Regions from separate parts of the Homo sapiens genome. Here region 2 is linked to region 1. Evidence: chromatin loops called from intact Hi-C (ENCODE). Cell type or tissue: CD4-positive, alpha-beta T cell. All regions are shown on one strand.

The links. Hi-C counts contacts between places; a loop is a spot of excess contacts. Peaks named below come from ENCODE experiments on the same cell type or tissue, not always from the same donor. Only the 100,000 strongest peaks of a DNase experiment are listed, where the experiment ranks them.
Region 2: it touches region 1 in a loop (5-fold over the local background); 3 of 110 quality-filtered maps call a loop at or near these places.

What each region holds. Positions count from the first base shown.
Region 1 is chrX:44,538,903-44,546,902 of GRCh38, reverse strand. FUNDC1 (FUN14 domain containing 1) reads left to right here and starts at 4,044. Exons shown (of 5, transcript NM_173794.4): 1 at 4,044-4,098; 2 at 4,802-4,958. The coding sequence starts at 4,071. RefSeq lists enhancers at 3,660-3,719, 3,730-3,779, 3,960-4,349. In CD4-positive, alpha-beta T cell, no CTCF peak of the experiment used is centred here; a DNase peak (open chromatin) is centred at 3,872; H3K4me3 peaks cover 1,393 bases; H3K27ac peaks cover 397 bases.
Region 2 is chrX:43,650,688-43,658,687 of GRCh38, reverse strand. It overlaps MAOA (monoamine oxidase A), which reads right to left and starts at 2,389. Exons shown (of 15, transcript NM_000240.4): 1 at 2,274-2,389. The coding sequence starts at 2,346. RefSeq lists an enhancer at 3,496-3,555 and a silencer at 3,487-3,881. In CD4-positive, alpha-beta T cell, no CTCF peak of the experiment used is centred here; DNase peaks (open chromatin) are centred at 2,507, 3,247, 3,767 and 4,047; H3K4me3 peaks cover 2,032 bases; H3K27ac peaks cover 309 bases.

The DNA of each region.
Region 1 (8,000 bases):
TCTCAATTTAGGTGTGAGTTTGAAGAGGCACAGGGTGAGTATAGGTTTGGTTACACTAATGTTTTAAAAATTTTATATAGTCATTAGTCACTATGTCTGGATAAAATGTTGTTTCTTGGGATCAGCAACACAATGAACTTAATTGCCTAAGAATGAACACATTATTTCAGTGTGTCTGTATTCATTAGACCACCCTATTAATGTCCAAAGTTTCCAATATCCTCACTTTTGAGATACTTCAGTCTCTCATTTATTATTATTATTATTATTATTGAGATGGAGTCTTGCTCTGTCTCACCCAGGCTGGAATGCAGTGGCGTGATTTCGGCTCACTGCAGCCTTCGCCTCCTGAGTTCAAGCAATTCTCCTGTCTCAGCCTCCTGAGTAGCTGGGGCTACAGGCGTGCGCCACCATACCCGGCTAATTTTTGTATTTTTTTTAGTAGAGACGGGGTTTCACCATGTTGGCCAGGCTGGTCTCGAACTCCTGACATCAAGTGGTCCTCCCGCCTCGGCCTCCCAAAGTGCTGGGATTACAGGCATGAGTCACCAAGCCCAGCTCTCATTTATTATTATTATTATTATTTTCAAGATGGAGTTTTGCTCTTGTCACCCAGGCTGGAGTGCAATGGTGTGATCTCGGCTCACTGCAACCTCCGCCTCCCGGGTTCAAGTGATTCTCCTGCTTCAGCCTCCCGAGTAGTTGGGATTATAGGTGCCCACCACCACACCCAGCTAATTTTTTGTATTTTTAGTAGAGACGGGGTTTCTCCAAGTTGGTCAGGCCGGTCTCAAACTCCCGGCCTCAGGTGATCCACCTGCCTCGGCCTCCCAAAGTGCTGGGATTACAGGAGTGAGCCACGGTGCCCAGCCCAATCTCTCATCTTAATTGTGTTCTTTTTTGGCTATGTGTTTAGACAGTTTGTGGTCCTCTCCTCCATCCTCTTCCCTCAACTGTAAAAAGTAAAATAGAGGTTCCTCTTCAAAGACGTTCCTCCCGGTCTAATTAGGAATAAATGGTAACTTCTTTTAAAAGCAAAATTTATTCAAAGACCTGTGCTAACATTCTTAAATATCTGCTAGCCATAATAAAGGAATCAATGTATTTTATCTTCTTATCTCCTACAATTTAGCCTCAATATTTGCCCTGGCATGCTTATACTGGTCCAAGCAAGCATTAGGTCATAGCTTGTTCCTCTTCCTTATTTAAAAGTGTTTTTATCTTTCTCAGCATTCCACAAGTTACTTCCTCTTTCCTTTGTTCTCCTCTACCTTTGCCTCTTTTAAAAACTTCCAAGTTGCTAGCCAATCAAGACAAATACAGAATGTGAGGTCCCGTTCCAGCCAGTGGAAACCGGACACAGCAGTAAGGTAGACGCGTCAGGTTATAAATGACCCTGTGTCCTTTGTTCAGTGTACTCTTGTGGCAAAACTGCTAGCGAGTGTTCCCTTTCTGCAAAAAGTAAAAATGGCCTTACTAAATAAATTAAATTTATGTTCAAGTGCTATTTCTTTATGGCACCGGAGAACAAGCATTTCAAACACAACCTTGCAAACCACCTCCATGAACATTAATTTAAATAAAGTGATTGCCAGGATTGTCCACATGCTTTTGCTATCTCTACACAGTGAAATTATACTGGGTCGTAGCAAAAGAGAATTTGATTTTCCAATCAGTTTTAAATTAAAATAAAACATAATTGAAGCTAACAGGCTAATTAGTTGCAGAGATATGGTAAGAAATAAAGGGAGACAAGTTACTCAATAGTTACTAGAAATTAGTATCATAATACAAATGATAATGAAGGTAAGCCATTCAATTTATAGGGATTTTACATGCTTAGGAAAATTCCTTTCCCAGTCAACAAATGACAAAACATAAACTTGCAAGCTATGTGTTAAGTTGGTGCAAAAGTAATTGTGGTTTGCTATTAAAAGTAATTAATAAATAAGAATATTAATAAATGGGCATATTGTAAAAAGAAATAATAAAGTGCCAGGATTTGAAAAGCCAAGTGCATCTATGCAAGCCAATTTTTAAAGTAATGCAATTTATGCCAGAATTCCTTGTTTTTCCATTAAAATGAATACTGAGAGGACTTTTGTTTAATTGTACAGCAGATGCGGGTGCAACGCAAGTTCAAGACAAGTTTCTGGGTTGGTTTATGTGGACTTGGGTTAGCTGCTTGGTGATCAATATGGCTTTGTATTCATAGAATCCCATGGGGTTTCTGGGTGAAGACCTTGACCTTGTTCCTCTGTCAGATTTAAATAATAAGAATGATGCTGGCCGGGTACGGTGGCTCACCCCTGTGATCCCAGCACTTTGGGAGGCCCAGGTGGGTGGATCACTGAGATCAGGAGTTCGAGACCAGCCTGGGCAACATGGTGAAACCCCCTCTCTACTAAAAATACAAAAATTAGCCGGGCGTGGTGGCACGTGCCTGTAATCCCAGCTCCTTGGGATGTTGGGAGGCTGAGGCAGGAGAATCACTTGAATTCGGGAGGTGGAGGTTGCAGTGAGCCGAGATTGTGCCATTGCACTCCAGCCTGGGCAACAGAGCGAGATTCCATCTCAAACAAACAAACAAAAGAATGACACTAAAAAATTATGTCCTCTTGCCAGGTCAGGAATTACGAGGTTTCTAGGCCTTTCTTTACCTCCTTTGGATTCCTGGCAGGAACTCAAGAGAGAGAGCAGGTAAACAGATTCCAACTTCTAGCAGCAGGGCATTAGAAAACTTGTGGTCCCTTTGTGAGCGCTTGCGCCCTTAGAAAAGTATGGCTTGAAACAGGGTTTCTCTTATCTTTTACAAGCCTTTTTCCTCAAGCATTTGAATTCTGGTAATGTTCAAAATACTGTTAAAAAATTATTCTGACAGTATGCAAGTGATGGGCCTGACAAAAAAATTATGGGACACTTCTTAAAATGGTAAGGAAGACTTTGTTCATGACTACTGCAATAGGTATCACAACTATTGCAATACAGCCTGGCATGGTGGCTCACATCTGTAATCCCAGCACTTTGGGAGGCAGAGGCAGGAAGACTGCTTGAGCCCAGAAGTTTAAGAGCAGCCTGGGCAACACAGGGAGACCTACTCTCCACAAAAAATAAAAATAAATTAGCCGGGAGTGGTGATGCACGCCTGGAGTCCTGGGTACTCTGGAGGCTGAGGTGGGCCGATCTCTTGGGCCCAGGAGTTTGAGGCTGCAGTGAGCCATGATAGCGCCACTGCACTCCAGCCTGGTGACAGAGCAATACCTTTTCTCATAAAACAAAGACTATGGCAATAGGGGTGAGTGATGGGTCTCAACTCTGAATACAGCAGGGAATTTATAGTAAATGATCAGAGTGAATGGATCAATGGGTGGAAGATTACCAAGAGTAGACATGAAGGGTAGGGGTATTCTTGCTAAAGCCAATTTAACAGGATTTTTGCTGGTGGCAGAGTGATCAGATATCAAGAGTGGGGTTGAGGAATTCGATCGGATATTGAGGGTGATTCGATATTAAGGGTGGGGGAGTTCTTACTAAACTGACTTAACTGCATTCTTACCACAAATGGACTAGGCAGGTCAAAGACGACCCAAGGAGGAGACCCAGTCAAAAACAGCTCAGAGGAGCCTCCTGACTAAAGTTTGGTCAAGGAGAGAGTCTTTGTCAATACCCAGCTGGTTCTCCCTTTGTACCACCATGTGGCGCCCTTCACCCCATTCCTTCAGCCCTTAAGGCTCTTTTAAAACAAAATAATCAAATTCAAGTTACGGAAATTCTAGGAGGGGCGGTCCCTCCCCCTTCCTAGTTGCGGAAGGCAACGGACTACAAGTCCCCTACGCTCTCGCGGGGCTATGATCCGCCCGGCCCTCCCCACATTCCGGAGTTTCGCGCCTGCGCAGAAGGCAGAAGGTCCTGCGCTGAGAGAAGGGGGCGGAGACAGGACTACGCGCCTGGAGTAGGAGAAGGAGGAAAAAAGAGACCATAGACTTCCATCCTGGCCTAGAGCGGCCCTTAAAGTGCCAGGGAGAGGAGGGCGGGTGGGGACCACTCCAGAATTGGCCGCTGGCGGTATCATGGCGACCCGGAACCCCCCTCCCCAAGGTGAGCGGCCAGGGCCCGAAGTGGTATCTGGGACGCGGCTCACAGCTCTCGACCTTGCTCCTATGGCACCTCTTCCTTCCCCTGCCCTAGGATTCTTCGAGCTCCATTTTTTTTTTAAGGCAGCCCCTTCGAGCACCCCCTCCGAGCTAGACTTTTTCCTCCCCTCTCTGCGGAACTCAAGCGGAGAGCCACCCCCACCCCCAGCACAGCCCTACCTGCCTCCTGCCTTACCTTCACCTCCGGCCCTTCATCTCCCATCTTCAAATGTATTATTTTCTTTTTTTAAACGTCTGGACTCAAGTGATTTCGCTGAGCTCCAGACTAGTTCTCTCAGGAGGACCCCTCCCCACCCCCATTCCTCCCACTGATGAAAATGGACCCTGCTCTGACCTTGACCCTACTAAGGTTTGGAGGTGGGGGTGACCCCTCACTACTGTGTCATTCTGAGTTGGCCCTGGCTTCGTGACCCCAGGCTGGTCCCCGGGCCTTTGGGAAAGCAGATGGGGGTCATTGTTGCAGGGTCCTTTACTCTTGAGGCCCTGGTCTCAAGAATTGAGTTAAATAAAGTCAGTAGTTTCTATGTGGGCATTTTTAGCTGTAGGCCAGAACTAATGAGTTGTAACAGATTTTTAAAAAGATGTATAGAACATTTCTGACTTTTGATTGACTCTACATTTATTTTTTGCATTTTGCTATTTTGAAGACTATGAAAGTGATGACGACTCTTATGAAGTGTTGGATTTAACTGAGTATGCAAGAAGACACCAGTGGTGGAATCGAGTGTTTGGCCACAGTTCGGGACCTATGGTAGAAAAATACTCAGTAGCTACCCAGATTGTAATGGGTGGCGTTACTGGCTGGTGAGAACAACGTCTTTTTCATTAAATTTCATTTGGGGGCCTGACACTGCTGTCCTTTCATACATGGGCAAGAATCACCGTGCACAGGCAGTAGGTCTACACTGTTAATTCCAGAAGAGGCTTTTCTCTGAGTTAAAATTGATGTAATCTACATTCCCAGGCTCCCTGTTGAGTTTTGGCGATCCCCTCCCCCATGCCCACCACTGTTCCTCTTCTCCCTCCTCATCCTTCTTTTGATTCTTTATATAATTTCCCCATTCTCATGTTCAGCAAATGTCGTGGATCTGATTCAGTGATAGTAGATAGGAAGAAATATATGAGTTAATTATATGTAAATTTTTACATTTCATTCAGTGCTAACTGCTGAAAAAACCTAAGAAACTCCCACGGTAGAACTGGCCTCTAGTATTGTCAGCCCTGTACAGAGCAGTGTAAAATGCTCAGTATGAATTATTGGTGATGATACAGATGATTCTGTTTTTTGTGGGCTCGTTCAGATTATGATAACTCTTTGAAAAAGAGCTGTAGAACGTTAATTCTGTGTTTAAAGGTCTGATTGCTTACTTGATAATATTGTGGAGTCCATTAAGAAGTAGTTAATAACCATCAGCCTGACCAGTTAACATTTCAGACCACGTGATAACACAATGGCTACTGTGGATCTAATTCTGTTCTTATAATAAAAAAACTAGCCAGATAACAAGGGGCAGAAACAAATTTGACTGTTTTGAAAATGTTCGTGACTGTAGAGAAATTTTGGAGTTAGTGAGGGTACTTAACTTGTGCATAAGCGTTTTTTCTTAGATTCTTATTTAAATTCATCTTACATAGATTTAATTGAAATATTTACCTGTTTCCACTTGATAAGTATAACGATGAGTTTTTTGATTTGTGTTTTACATGCACCTTGGAATAATGACCCACTCTTCTATGCCTTTTTTTTTGCAAATGCCATTTTATGATAGAAGTACTCATTGTGAAGATTCTGTGGTGCAGAGGTGCGGCATTTATTCATGATATGTACTTACTAGTGCTGCTGCAGGAAAAAAGCCTGCAATTAGAAGAGAGATGCCTGTCAGGGCCTGGTCATTCAGATAATTCTCCACAGGCTGATAGTTCCTCTAGCCCTGTAATTCAGGGTATGGCTCTGCTTAAATAAGCTCACAATTTGGTTCCATGGGTGATTGGTTAATGTCAGTCAGGGCCTAAAGCCCAGTCTTAAAACAGACTCAAAAATAATTGAGAATAGAATTATCAAGTCATTTCATTGTTTCTCCTTGGAGACCAGACTCCTTGTAGATGAAGCCCCATCATTGGCAGAAGTTTGCTCGGAAAGCCTAGAGACAGAGCAGCAGGAGATAGGTTCATTTTAGTGACTGATGCCATCAAGCAATGGATACACATGCTTGTGGAACACAGTCCAAGGGACATTGTGGCTGCTGCCTGCCTTTTCTGTTCCCTTTTCTGAGCCTTTGTTGCTGACATATATGTATATATACATACACACACACACACACACACACACACACAACACACACATTTGGATTACAGCCAGGTGTTGGTCCAGGAGCTGTATAATACAACTCTAATAATTATACAGGCGATTTGTTGCAATGACTATATTCAGTGTAGTAAATTTTTGCAATTTTCTTAGGATGTAAAACTGATGTGATATTATGGTGTATATTAAGGAGGAACAGTTAATAGGCACTAACCTAACAAGTTAGCAATTTAGACCAATTCAAGACATGTATAGGAGGCTGAGGAGATTTTATTTTGCTGTAGGTAGCTGTAGGCTTTTGATCATGACAAAAAATTAAAACTATTAGGATGGGTCCTTGCTAGGAGAGATGGGAGGTGTTGAGACCAGTTAGAGGGCCCTTAAAGTGTTCTGGAAGCAAGGTAATGATGACCTTGAGAGTGGAAAGGAGAAGACAGTCAAATAATGTTTTGGAGATAAAATATATAGAACTGTGGAGGCCAGGTGCGGTGGCTTACACTGGTAATCCCAGCACTTTGGGAGGCCGAGGCGGGTGGATCACCAGAGGTCAGGAGTTCAAGACTAGCCTGGCCAACATTGTGAAACCCCGTCTCTACTAAAAATACAACAATTAGCTGGGTGTGGTGGCGGGCATCTGTAATCCCAGCTATTCAGGAGGCTGAGGCAGGAGAATTGCTTGAACCCGGGAGGCGGAGGTTGCAGTGGGCTGAGATGGCACCAGTGCATTCCAACCTGGGTGACAGAGCGAGCTCCATCTAAAAAATAAATTAATTAATTAAATTAAATAACAGAAATTTATTCTCTCACAGTTCTGGAGGCTAGAAGTCTGAAATCAGGATGTCAACAGGGTTTGTTCCTTCTTGGAGGCTCAGAGGGAGAAATCTGTTTTATGTTTCTCTGCTAGCTTCTGGTGGTTGCCAGCAATCCTTGTCATTCCTTGGCTTGTAGACGTATTACTCCAGTCTCTGCCTCTGTTGTCCTCACATGTCGTCTTCCCTCTGTGTGCGTCCTTATCGGATTAAAGGCCCACCCTGTCCAGTATGATCTCATCTGAACTTATTACATCTGCAGTGACTCTGTTTTCAAATAAGGTCACATTTAGAGGTTTTGGGAAGGATATGAATTTTGAGGGGGACACCATTCAACCCAGTGCAGAAGGCTAGAGTTAGAAATATAGGATTCATTTGCACAGTGTGGATCTGGAATGCTGAAGGGAATGTGAGCTCACTGAAGGAGCGAATTAATGACAAAAGAAGTATGAGCTGACACAGGGTAGATGAGACACAAAAAACATTTAATATAAAAATAGGTAGATATAGATAAGGAGGCCTTTAGAAATGTGGGCTGAAGTATAGTTATTGAGTGGAACAACAGCTGGACCTGAAAGGGTAGGAATGGTAGGAAAGCTTTAGATAGGTAGAGCTAGGAAGAAACCCCTAGAAGCAGGGAGATTAATAGCTTGAGCAAAGGTGATGACCTATTTGGAGGTTAATGGGGTTGGAGCCGAAGGTGGGGGTCAACCAGGTGTATGGACCATCTTG
Region 2 (8,000 bases), 890 kb after region 1:
AAGTCAAGTGCTTTTTCCAGTGTCACTGAAGCTGGCCTCTGGAATAGAGGTGTGAACTACTGTGCAAGAAATGCCCTCTACTTCCCCCAAATGGAAATAAATTAATAATTAAGAGTGACTATGGACAGATTCAGGTTTTGTGGGACCTACAACTTATATATAACTTGGGTATCCTCTCTAAGAAATAAGAAAGCAAAATTGCAAATACAGGACTGAGTATGAAACTGGTTATTTATTTAGAATGAGAACCAGAAGCAACCTACAGTTATAAGGCCATAAAGCATAAAGTTTATCAGCTACATGGTAATTTCACCTCTGCTAATGACCAAGTATGGAGCATAAAGTATAGAAAGGGAGGAAGAGCAGGTAATCAGGCAGAGGAAAAATAAAAAAACCGCGCTCCTTAAGGAATTCTGGAGACTGAACAAGAAAAAGACTAAGAATAAAATCCCAGAAAGAACTCTGAATTGCAGAATACAGATGGTATGGAGATGGGAGAGGACCCAGAACCCCTAGTCAATGTATATAACACATTGTCATCATATTTATTTTCCAGTGATCTACAACCATATTGCTTTTAGGAGGCTTGCCTAGTGGGACCAGATTTTGGGAAACAGCAGTCCACTTCATTGCAGGTACTCAACAAGTGTTTTTTGAATGAATAAATAAATACATAAATAAATAAAGAGAAACAAGCTGAAATACTCCTTTTTCTTACTCTCCACCAGGAGCTGCTTTCCTCTGATGCTCCAACATACATGTATGTTTTTGCTGGTACTGGCTGGAACTGGCAAAGCAACAGTTCATGCCAATCTCTTCTCTTGGCCTGTTCAGGATAAACAATGTTGGGTTCAGATAAAGCTATCTCTACCCAACATTAATTTGTAGCATGTTCAGAGTCTCCTCGAAAGATTTATATATAAAAATGGCTACTGTGGGGCCACTCTACTTACTCCCTCCCATCAGCTTTCTCTTTCTGAATCAGATCCTGCAGGGATAACTCAGAAATTATTAACACCTAGTAGGGGGAGGATAGGTCAGTGTGGTATTCTAGCCAGGGATGAAAGGCAACAAAATTCCTAATTTTCAAACATTTTACCAATGATGGCAACATAGGCGACAATATATCAATCATGATGAGGCTTCCAGGAAGATATTGGAAAGCCTCATGCACCACTCACTTGGTTAGCCACAAATCCAAGCCAGGACCAGGGGCACCCTGGCCCACCAACTGGCTCATCAGAAGACAAGATTCAGGTGGTGGGAGCTCTTAGTGAAAGGAGGAAGGAGGATACAACAGGGCACTCAGCCCCTGCTTCATAAAGGGATTCTCTTTGGACAATAAATGTCCTACACCTTCCTGCAAGTTCATATATATATATACACACACACAGTTCATATATATATATATATAAACACAGTTCATATATATATATATAAACACAGTTCATATATATATATAAACACAGTTCATATATATATATAAACACAGTTCATATATATATATAAACACAGTTCATATATATATATAAACACAGTTCATATATATATATAAACACAGTTCATACACACACACACACACACACACACACACACACACACAGGAATAGTTTAAGAGCTCACCCCCTCTTCTCCTCTTTTTTTTTTTAACCTTTTCTTAAAGGAGTCTACCTCCTTCCTCTTCACCTACTAAATTTTCTACGGAAAATAGAGAAGAGCAGGACTGGAATAACACTACTGCTCCCTCAATACTACAGAAATCTGTATCCTGATGTTCTGTTTAGGGCAAAGGATATGAAATCAGTGAGGCAAAGCAGCCACCTCAGGAATTAGTACTGCAGGTCTTAAATGGGAGAAAATCGTTCAGCCACTTACAAGCTAGGTGATTCGACCTCAAGAGAGTTATTGAAACTCCCCAGACCTCAGTTTCTTGGTTTTGCAAAACGGGGATGAATTTAGTTCCCACCTCACAGGACTGTTGAGGACTGAGAAAATCCACGTAAAGTGCTAAATACAACTGCACAGCAAGAGCTAATTAAATATTAGTATTTAATAGTAGTAGTAGTAAAATTATTGTGTCTGCCTCCCCCAGTCACACCACCAGCAAAACTGGCACAACCCCCACTCCTACCTCGCAGGATATGGGGCCAAGCCATGGCTACACTACACTCTCGCATGCATGAGAGACCCCCAAACACCACAAGAGCTACTGTAGGTTCCCCTACCCCTCACTGGCCAGGGTCCCCCAGGCCACCGCTACGGTCCACACTGACCTGAAATGCCACCTCCGATCACGACTACGTCGAACATGTGGCCCGCGATACTCGCCTTCTCTTGATTCTCCATGCTTTGGCTGACACGCTCCTGGGTCGTAGGCACAGGAGTGGGGACGGCAAAGGGTGGGAAGGACCCTTCTATCAACTCCCCCGGGGAGCCCGGGGGCGGAGCCGATCCTTCTTTTGATACCCGGGGGGAGCCGGGCACTGTGGGCGGGGCGAACCCTTTTGCTGATACTCCGGGAGCGCCCAGGGGCGGAGCTGATGTTTCAGCTGATACCCGGGGGGAGCTGGGCACTGAGAGCGGGGCGGACCCTTGTACTGACACTCGGCGAGAGTTATTAGGTTTAGAATGTCCTTGTGTCGGCAGCTGGAAAGGATTACTGGGTGCAGGAGGTTCTTGTATTGAACCCCGCGGAGTGTCAGGCACTGAGGTGGGGGTAGACGCCTGCCTTGACACTGGGGGGATGTTATGGGGTGCAGGAGGTGCTTGTGGCGACACTGGGGAAATGTTATTGGGTAGAGGTGGTCCTGGTACCAAACCCCAGGGGAAGCTGGACACTGAGGATGCGGCAGACCCTTGTACTGACACTCGGGGGTGTTACTGGGTGTAGGAGGTGCTTGTATTGACACTTGCGAAAGGTCATTGGGTATAGGAGGTCCCCGTACAAATATCCAAGTGTAGTCGGACACTGAGGTCAGGTTGGAATCCGGGGGCAGGGTCGGTCCTTTTACCAAACCCCGTGGGGTGCTGAACCCTGAGGAGAAGGCAGACCCTTGCAATGACTCTACGGGGGAGTTTACGGGCGGGGTAGGTCCTGTTACTAATACCCAGGGAATGCCGGTGTCCTGATTGGAGGCTGTGACGGCCCCATCGGAGGAGTTCGAGCTGGTGGTAGACTTGGGGATCCGACTGCTCGGGTTGTAAGCGCTGAAACCCCGGAGGCCACTCTTGGAGTCGGAGTCAGTACTCTCGCTAAGACCGGTAGTGCTGATTGGGGAGTGTATGCTGGAGCTCCAGGAGGCGGCCTCGGCAGTTGAGGACGTGCTCCACTGGGAACTGGCTAGCGGATCCGAGACGGACCGCCACTCAGAACGGACGCTCCATTCGGACAGGCTGTAGGAGGTGTCGTCCAAGCTGGAGTCCGGGTTCGGGACCTGGGCAGTTGTGCCCCCGGCTTCGGGCGGGCCCTCCGCCTTGCGCTCGGTGCCGGTGCCGGTACTGGTGCGGGTACTGGTGCCGGTGCCGGTACTGGTGCGGGTACTGGTGCCGGTGCCGGTACTGGTGCGGGTACTGGTGCCGGTGCCGGTGCCGCCGGGGAAGGAGGCTGAGGCGTTTGTGCTCATGTTTCTGGAGCACGCTGGGCGCTGGGGGCGGTGTTCTGCTTCCCGCAGCCCTTCTCCACGGTCAGGCTGTTCTCGGTACCCACTCTTAGAGACCAGCCCCGGGCTCCCGGCCCAGTCAGGGGCGGGGAGAAGTGACTCTAGGCCGGCCTGGCTCCGCCTTCCCGGCCTGCCTGCAGGCTCGCGCTGGAAACCCTGCCACTGGGCGTGGCCGGACGATGCCACTGCAGGCGGGGGGCGCGGTTGCCTGGCGAGAGTGGGGGAGTAGACGTGGGTGTAGCCGCGTGGGCTCTCAACCTAGTGCTTTCATTCTTTAGTTTTAACTGAAAGCTATCTGGGCAAGAGTGGACTTAAGGAAGCAGATATATGAAGGCGGCTGAGCCAGGCAGGATCGCAGGGTCGCAGGGTGCTGCCCCACTTGGTCTGGCCCCTTTGTGACGTCATGTAGGGCCCGTCGAGGTCTGCGCAGCCTCCAGCCCTCACTAGGTTGAGGGCGGGGCGGGGAGGGGCGGGGAGGGGCGGGGAGGGGCGGGGAGGGGCGGGGAGGAGCGGGGAGGGGCGGGGAGGAGCGGGGAGGGGCGGGGAGGAGCGGGGAGGGGCGGGGCGAGGCGAGACGGGACGGGGCGGGGCGAGAACCGTCACTTGGGGGAGACCAGGCAATTGTTGGTTCTCTGTGGGGTTTTTCAAGCTGAGGCGCTTAACCCAAATCGAAGCAAGTAGGCAAGAAAAATAACTCACCTATCATGTATTAAGTGGGACTGCATTTTAAAAGGTCAAAGGGATGGCTAAGGTGCAGAAACAAATGAAATAAGAAAACATGTGTTTCCCCATCCTACTGAAAAGAGTGCTATTTAGTGCACATATTTTACTGTGCAGCCAGCCTTCTGTTTGCTAGTTTTATCCCTTTCTTAATTTTCCACTTTTTGTTATCCTGAATTTGTCATCAAAAGCTGAATTTGTCATTACTGGAACTCTCAAAGATAGGTGAAATCTGGCCGGGCGCGGTGGCTCACGCCTGTAATCCCGGCACTTTGGGAGGCCGAGGCGGGCGGACCAACTGAGGTTGGGAGTTCACGACCAGCCTGACCAACATGGAGAAACCGCGTCTCTACTAAAAATACAAAATTAGCCGGGTGTGGTGGTTCATGCCTGTAATCCCAGCTACTCGGGAGGCTGAGGCAGGAAAATTGTTTGAACCCAGGAGGTGGAGGTTATGATGAGCCAAGATCGCGCCATTGCACTCCAGCCTGGGCAACAAGAGCGAAACTCCGTCTCAAAAAAAAAAAAAAAAATAGGTGAAATCGTGACGTAAATTTAGAGAAAGTGATGAGAACTCGAGGAAGCTAATGATGTCTGCTCCCACCTATAAACATTCCTCCTGTTGCCCCTCGCCCCATTCTGTATCAAACATCTTGTTGAATAAACTGTAAAGAAATATGGATTTAGTCTTTTCTTCATCCTGTTTCAATAACTTTTACTTCCTAGAAAAGGACTTGAGACTTATGACTAAATTGAAATCATTTTTATCTTGGTAGACTTTGAGCATAGAGAGAAGAAAAACTAGATATGAAGAAATCAGCTCTTTCTAATGTGATTCTGTCCACCTTTCTCCTTATTCTCATTGTTTTCATTTATTTTCGTTCAAATACTTGATTTCACAGTATGTGCTAGGCACAGGGCATGGTACTGGGATACACAGGCAACACAAGACAGAGACCATCATCATCGAACACACAGTCTAGTGGATGAGTTAATAGAGGACATAGACAACTGTCTATCTGATGTGTAAATACAAACTCTGACAAATGTTATATTAGAAAGATCCACATGGATAAGAAAGTGTTAGGGTGTCCTGAGTCCTGACCCCTCTGGAGATTAACTTTGGGACAGAGAGTGTAAAAATGTTTTAGAAAGAAGAAACAATGTGTGCAAAGGCCCTGTGGTAGAAAAAAAGCATAGTTCATTAAGGCAACTAAAAGTTACTCTGTGGAGCTCTGGGCAAGGGGGAGACAACGCTGCTGAGGCCGACTGGGCCAAGGTAGCATCCTTGGCCTCGATCCTAAGAGCAACAAAAGCCACTGCAAGACTTTAGGCAAGTCGCAATATACCTAGATTGCAACTTGGAGAGGTCTATCTGCCTGCCATGTGCATAATCGGGCAAGAGTAGATAGGTACCGGTAGACCAAAGTTAGGAATTCTTTAAAGAATGAGGTGAAAGTGTCTTAGACTGAGGTAGGTGGTGGCAGTGGAGCTGGAGACATGTGGCTATCTTAGAGACATTTACATATAAGGTTGACAGGACTTGGTTGTAGCTAGAATTTGGAAGACCATGAGCATGTTTTTGGACATGATGAGTTTCAAGTACCTTTGAGACATCCAGATGAATGTTATAGAGTAGGCAACGGAACATAAAGCCTGAGACTCAAAGCAAGAGTTTGGATGGAGATGAAAATGTGGAAGTTTCATTAAATAAAGGATGGAAATCGATGAGTAGAAATATGAGTATTTTCTCTCTTCATTTTATTTGTGTTGTATGAAAACAATAAAAGTTCATTTTAAATAAACAAATAAAAGAATGACTGTGAAACATTCCATAAGTATTATTTCCTCCCTTGTGTGACCTTAGGCAAATTACTAGACTTCTCTCTGCGTGTTGTCCCAGCCGTAGAATCGTAGAATCCTATAAGTTGTTGAATCAGTCAGGGTTCTAGCAGGAAACAGCAAACTCAAATTAAGTAATTTCAAGAGCGTATCATCAATGAACTATTTTCAAAGATGTGGGCAAGATGGAGAGAAGCCGTAAGGAATCGTGCAGTACCCTGGGTTGGTAACAGCAAGAAGGTATCACTCTGAACAGGTAGGGGGAGAAAGCAGTCACCAGAAATTTAGTGACAATGCTGTTAGGAAAGGGCTGCCTGACACAAGGTGTGGCCTTTAGTTCAGGGAGACAGCCAGCCCACAGGAAACCCGCAGGTAGGAAGCTGGGAGAATAAATACGTAATCTCCCTCCCTCCAGTCTCCTGCTGGTCCTCTGCATAGACCTAACCCAACCAGAAGCTAGAAAACAAGGGAGACTCTTGGTGATGCAGTCCATACAGGTGTGAGACAAAATAGCAAGTGCCAAGAAGCCATGTTTGCTCATTTCTGCTTGCCAGCATAATTTCACAAAGCCTCTGACTCTGTGAAGATATGCAGCTCACCAGAAGGATGCTTTGAAGACACAACAGGGTAGAGCACACGGCCCCCCATGTTTCTTGTCTGAGTCACTATATTCCTTAGAAGATAAATGACCCTAGTCCTTGCCTTTCCCTACACATAAGGTAACGTCTGATGGGGTTGGTGATTATGCTTCCGTAATCTGTTGCCAGATGTACTCTTACACCCAAATCTAGATGTGATTCTGCTTCATTGTAACTTCCAAGCAGGTTTGATGCAATTTTGCAGGTACTGAACTCCCACGCTTGTCTATAAGCAATGGGCTGAAATACTGTGCCCGAGCCGTCTGATGGAACTGCTCCCGAGCTATAAGCCTTGGTCTATAGTCTCCAGTAAGACTTCTGTATAAAATTAACTGTAATTCTTTAAAAGCTTCATTTTTTTCCCTTAGTTGACACAGGTCAGCCTTCAGGGGCCAGAACAGAGTAGAGAAGTGTGGTAGTAGCACCCGGAGAAGCAAAATGAAGATATCTAGCACAGCTGAAGCGAGGGTTAAGTGAGCAAATGCATTAAAACATTTAGGGTAGTACCAGACATGTAAGAATTACTCAATACATATTCACATTTTAATTTTTAAAAAACTACATTATATATTCATGCCATATATATATATATATATATATATTCACTCTCTATGTTCAATTGCCTACTCTAGTCTACTTAATCATTACCCTCTAACATTAAGCGTTTAGTACTTTCCAATTTTTAATATAATACATAACATGGAGACGAACATTTTGTGCATAAAATATTGTATGTAGTTTTTACAATTTCCTTGAGATAGAATCCTAAAACAGGATTATGAGGTAAGAAAGTAGGAGCATTTTTAAGCTCTTTGATTGAAGTTACCAAATTACTTCCCCAAAAGATTATACAAATTTATACTTCATTAGTAATGCCTAAGAATGGCTATCTTCTTACTATACCCACTCCGACAATAAACAAGTTCACTTTTAACCTTTCTTAACTTGAAAGGTGAAAAATCAGCATGGCGTTGCTATTTAAATTAGCATTTATTTGCTTACTGGTGAAATACATCTTTCAAAAATGTATTATAGCCATTTCCATCTCTTCTGTTGTGAATGATCACTTCATGCCTTTCTGCAGTTGATTTCTGAAAGTGCTTTATAAAAGATAGTAACCCCTTGCTTGCTATTTTCACTG